Linked DNA regions of Homo sapiens: region 2 is linked to region 1. Evidence: chromatin loops called from intact Hi-C (ENCODE). Cell type or tissue: tibial artery. All regions are shown on one strand. Each heading gives the region's core, and the rest is flanking DNA. Links, peaks and the distances in the headings are about the cores only. Region 1 has its middle 300 kb from the start of SNORD31B. Region 2 overlaps ARGLU1 (arginine and glutamate rich 1).

Evidence for each region. Peaks named below come from ENCODE experiments on the same cell type or tissue, not always from the same donor. Only the 100,000 strongest peaks of a DNase experiment are listed, where the experiment ranks them.
Region 2: it touches region 1 in a loop (20-fold over the local background); 4 of 110 quality-filtered maps call a loop at or near these places.

What each region holds. Positions count from the first base shown.
Region 1 is chr13:107,024,519-107,027,342 of GRCh38, reverse strand. No RefSeq gene overlaps it. Among named protein-coding and RNA genes, the nearest start is that of SNORD31B, 300 kb to the left of the region's middle. In tibial artery, for the core only: no CTCF peak of the experiment used is centred there; a DNase peak (open chromatin) is centred at 1,122; H3K27ac peaks cover 2,500 bases.
Region 2 is chr13:106,563,630-106,566,453 of GRCh38, reverse strand. All of the region lies in intron 1 of ARGLU1 (arginine and glutamate rich 1), which reads left to right. Among named protein-coding and RNA genes, the nearest start is that of ARGLU1, 3.1 kb to the left of the region's middle. In tibial artery, for the core only: no CTCF peak of the experiment used is centred there; no DNase peak of the experiment used is centred there; H3K4me3 peaks cover 1,798 bases; H3K27ac peaks cover 760 bases.

The DNA of each region.
Region 1 (2,824 bases), core at 1-2,500:
ACAATAGTAATCACTAACCTAATGTGTATAAGCAGTGTGCATCAATTACATGTGAGGACTCACTTTTTCTTTTTAATGACCATAGCTATTCAGGTGATTGTTTTCTAAACTCAGGTAGCAAGAATTTCATGTATCAGCATCATGACTGACATTTTAGCTATGAAGTGATAATTAACTATGAAAGATAATTTTTAAAAAATTATTATTATACTTTAAGTTCTAGGGTACATGTGCACAACGTGCAGGTTTGTTACATAGGTATACATGTGCCACGTTGGTTTGCTGCACCCATTAACTCGTCATTTATGTTAAGTATTTCTCCTAATGGTATCCCTCCCCCTGCCCCCCCACCCCATGACAGGCCCCTATGTGTGATATTCCCCGCCCTGTGTCCAAGTGTTCTCATTGTTCAATTCCCACCTATGAGTGAGAACATGCAGTGTTTGGTTTTCTGTCTTGTGATAGTTTGCTCAGGATGATGGTTTCCAGCTTCATCCATGTCCCTGCAAAGGACATGAACTCATCGTTTTTTGTGGCTGCATAGTATTCCATGGTGTATATGTGCCCAAAACTTAAGCTTTTGTGAAATTGAATTCTTACATTCCATATTTAATTTGATTTGATGATTGTTTTAGAAAGATGTTTCAATCAAATGTTACCTCGCTAATTTTACATTATAACAACTTTTACAACATTTCTTTCAGTTCTAGGTCCCAAACTACTTTAGAAAGGACATTGAGGGTTTTTATTTATTAGTCAGTATCTAAATTCAGTATTTCTAAGAAAAGACTCAAGAACAGCTTTCAAGAAAAATTTTGCCACCTCTTCTTAAAACACATGTCAAATTGATAACATGATATTGCATACAGCATAATGGGACTGTGTGTATAAGAATCAAAATAGACAGACAAGACTTTAAAATGAGAGTCAGGAAGTACAAAACATCTTATCTAAGGATAATTTGGTTACAAACTGTATGCAAAGCTGTAGAGTTATCTATTAAGCTGTATTGAAAATGGTGGCTGAGAACTCATAAGACAACTAGCTCTGAGTGAGGTGTCATTCCTGAAGCAGCAGGGGCAACTTGCCATGGCTTCGGGCCTTAGCCCATAGCAGTCTGAATAATCACACAAGAATAGAAGTCAACAGAGACTCTCAGTCCCAGCCTAGAATGTCAAAAGCATCAACTAGTGACTGGACATTTGGCTGAAATCCAAGGAACAAGCACAACTGGTTCAACCAGCACTTGTCTGGAATGTTCTGGAAGCAATAGATGGCAAAGGGTATTAAGTTGGGGAAATTTAATAGTTTTTCCTTTGGGAACAGAAATAATGCAAATGCTGATAAAGTACTATATTTAGCTACTAAGTACATTTTTTGACTCTGTCATTTCTGGGAGAAAATTATGACACACTGCACCAGTCTTTGAAAATAACTAGAAACTTTTTCCATAAATGACTTTTACACCCAACACGACAGAAGTTTCTTCAACTCCAGCATTTATCATTTTATCATCTTTCTGTTATTTTTTCATTTGGGTTACTTCTTTAGATACTTTTTTATTATTATTTGTCAACAACATGCGAAAGGCTCTTTTCTTTATGACCCTGTGGGAGAGTTCAGAGGATCGGAGTATGGATATGTGGCCACAAGCATAAAAATCTAGTTCCCTGGATTGACCTTGAGCAATTAGTCTAATATCATTTCTTTACATGACCTTAATGATTATTCAGTTACAAAATAATCTTTCCTTTGCTTAAGTTTGTAAGGCATTTTCATAAGTTAGTTTTTTGCTTTTTCTGACATTTAAAGTCTGGGTTATCTGCCTTTTCGTGGGAGCTGTCTCAGCTGTTAGCTGTCATTTTAGGGAAAAAAGAAATTTTGCAGTAATATTTCATTTTGTCATCACAGATGACAGATCATAAAAAATTGTGGCTTTATAATGTACTCAAAGTAAATATTTCCTAAGAATGCCCACGCAAAAATAATAGTGAAAAGAAAAAGGCAAGCTCTCTCAATTCTTTTGAGAATTGTCCTTGCTTCTGTGAGCTTAGAAAAACTGTATTTGATCAAATAAATACTTTTTTCTATCAATATTATAGTCTTCCAAGTTTATGAAAATTCAAATATATAAGAAGTTAGAGTCATTTTGTTTTTATTTTATTTCTGTAGTCTGTGCTATTTCATGATGCCATATCATGTACGTTCCTAAATTTGCATTTAACTCCTGGTTCTGGCATTCACTGTGTCAACACGCTGACTTCAAAAACCCCTCCTCATATTCCTTGTGCTCTAGTTTCTAGTTGGCAAAACAGGAAGATAAACAACATATTTACCCATAGGAGTTAGAATAAGATGAACAGAGATCACTTCTGAATGCTTCAAAATAAACCAACAAACAAAAAATAGCACAGATATTTGAGAGAGCAGTATGGTGCAACATTTAAAAACAAGGATTTTGAAATATAATTAGACCTGTGTTTTTGACTTGATTCTGCTAAATATGAGGTACATGACCTTGAGGAAATAATAAGTTAGTCTCTTTAAGACTAATTAGTTATTAATAAAATTAGGATAACAATCATGCCTACCACACAGGGTTGTTATGGGGATTATATGAGATAGGAGAGAGAAAATGTGCAGCATTATGTTCTCAGGACACAGTTGCCACTGATGACCATTATTCCTGGGTGAACAGTGGTGGATGAATCCATTTTCATCAAATTAGAGATGTCCACACACACCAACACACATGTGCATAAACCTATTTCCTTCGAGCTGAAAAGCAAGACTAACTCTAGTCTCAAACGTGTTCCTAAAAATA
Region 2 (2,824 bases), core at 1-2,500, 460 kb after region 1:
TGCTCATGAAGCAAGAACGTTACTGAATTTATGATTTTCTCGAGGCGAGTATATGTGTGCTGAATTGACTGCGTGGTTTGTAGTTTTCTGTAGTTGGGTTTGTGTTAGGTAGATTTTCCAGCACACACACACAGCTTGTTTCTAAAACCAAAGTTACTAAAAGGTAGGACTGGAGCACTAATATTACAGAGGAAGCTGTACCTGGAGCTGTTTTGCTTCCAACACTCCTTTAAAACACATGCAACACTCATTTTTCCTGTACTTAGAACTGTCAGTGATACATATGAAAACAAAGTTCAAGTAATCGTTTCAAATTAAACCTTGATTTTGTAGAATACAACTTTTGGGTCTGCAACAAGGCCCTTAGCTGTAAAGATCTCAAATAGCTATCAACAGATGGATGTATGAAAAGTTACCTAAGACATTGCTGAGATAATTTCTACATGTGAAAACAAAGGAGACCTCCAAAGAGTAATAACTTGCCTTTCACTAGAAAGCTAAGATATGTAGGAAAAATGAAAAGAAACTTGGTATGCAAAGAATAAATAGAAGCATTTAGCAGGTTTCGCATGTATAGCAGACAAGAAATTCAGGAATGAAATACGGCAAATAGAGGAGCTATATGGTTCTCTGGTTTGAGAGAAGACACAAACTGCCAATAGTATTTAGGAGGGAGAAGGGACCAGGACTAGCAGCCACCTGTACTCTAAATTCCTGGGTGCCGTACAATAGGCATTTTATTTAATATATTCTAATGTCTTGGAAACAATGCAAAAGAAACAATGGAAAGACTTAAGTGTTGGAGCTTTGGCAGTGTAAGGAAACAGTTTGCAGTCTACATATCCTGTTGGTTATTTTATTCATTTAACTGATGTTTATTGAGCATTTAATAAGTGCCAGGCACTGTGCTAGGTACTGTTAATATAAAGATGATTGGCCCTTCTCCAAGAGCTTGATCTAGCTCAAAGACAGATCATTAAATAGGCAATAATACAGTGTAGTAAATTTAGTGACAGTAATATAAACTGTATAAAGGAAGTATCCTGTGTGGGTGGAGGATATAAGAATATGACAATGTCAGGCAAGGTATAGGACATATGTGGAGCACAGAAAAGAGCCTCCTCCCCCGACTCCTGCCAAAATAGAGGAAATGGTCTTAAAAGTGGAATGATCAGGTGACTGTTGACTTAGAACACGAAGTTCTATAAATATTTAAGTCATGGAGTGACTGGAGAGGTAAATAGAGGCTGGGAATCATGTTAGGGTTATTGTATGTCATATTAAAGAGCTTGGATTGCATCCTAGAAACGGGAAGGATTTTAAGCAGGTGAATGACATGGTGCCTTTTTTGTTTTGATTGTTGTGTAGGATGGAAACTAAGAGGTGGGTACAGAAGTTTACACAGGAGTAGTGAGGATGGTTGTTGGAATGGAAAAGAGGGACAGATTTAAGAAACATTCAGGGTATATTAAATGGAATGTGGGACTTCAGAAAAAGAATGTTGGTTCTCATGTTTATAGTGTGGCTGTTGCAACTCATCTACCAAATGTTTCAGTAACAACCATGTGGCAGGTACTGGTAAAAATGTCAGAAACTTTTTAAATAGTGGATAAGGGAGAGGGAAAGGGGATAAGAGAATGGTGCCTTCACTGTGAGCACTAGTTTTGGATATACTGTACTGAGTTTATCCAGACTTGATCATGTGAGACTGAAGCCTAGCTGAGAGGGGCTTCGCTGAATGTCGTGAAACCTTGAGAGTATATGGAATGACCCAGGGAGAGTGTGGAGAGAGGAGAGCGGTTCATTCAAGGGACTGAAAGAACCTTAGGACATGCCTGTATTTGCAGTTAGGAAGAGGGAGAAGAGCCTATGGTGGAAGCAGAAAGAAATATGGTAAAAATGCATAGTGTCAAGTGCCCTTACAAGAAATCTAGTTAGATGGAAAGAGACCGTAAAATAAGAATCAACCATTGGGTTTAACTAATTAGGAATTCTTTGGTAAGATTGGAAACCTTATTGGTTTACCACTTATAATTCTGAGTTGCTGAATAAATCACCTCCCTCTAACCTTGTTTTTAAATCTGTGAAATGGAGATAATCTGTCTTGCTTGTTGTGAAAATTGGAGATGATGTATTTAAAGTAGGTGATACTTGGCATGTAATAGCTCTCAATAAGTAATGTTATTTAATGTAACTAACTTACATGGAGCCAGACCGAGCCTGATGAATTTCAGAAGTGATCTTATGAGTTGTCATCTTAATGCTGAGAAGGTAGGCCTTTACATTTTTAAAGACTTTTGCCCTCAATTTTGAATAGGCAGTTCACATGGTTCAAAATTCAGTTCAAAAGATCTTCCTCTCATCCTTGCGTCCCAGCCATTCAGTGTGGTTCTTCTCACCCCTCCCCCACACCAGTAGCACCATTTTCTTAAATGCTCTTTTGAGATGCTGCATGCATGTTATATTAACTGTTGAAAAAATAGACAACTGAAAATAACTTGCAGCAAATCAGGAAAATGTTAATGGCATAGTAACTTACTCTAGCCTGTGATATCTAGGTTCGAATATCCTCCGTGTTCAACTGGATGACGGATTAAGGGCCTTCTAAATTAGAGTATCTACACTGAACTGGGATCTATATAAGTGATTCTTAGAATACTTGGGCAGTTCATTGTGAGAGCAAAGAAGAGCTTTTAGGAGAAAATTGATTATATGGAACCGCATATTTTTGGAGGTTAAGGCTCTGACAGAACATTAAGGCATAAGACCTAGCTGATGTTAAGAATATGTATTCATTTATTTATTTATTATTTTTGTAGAGACA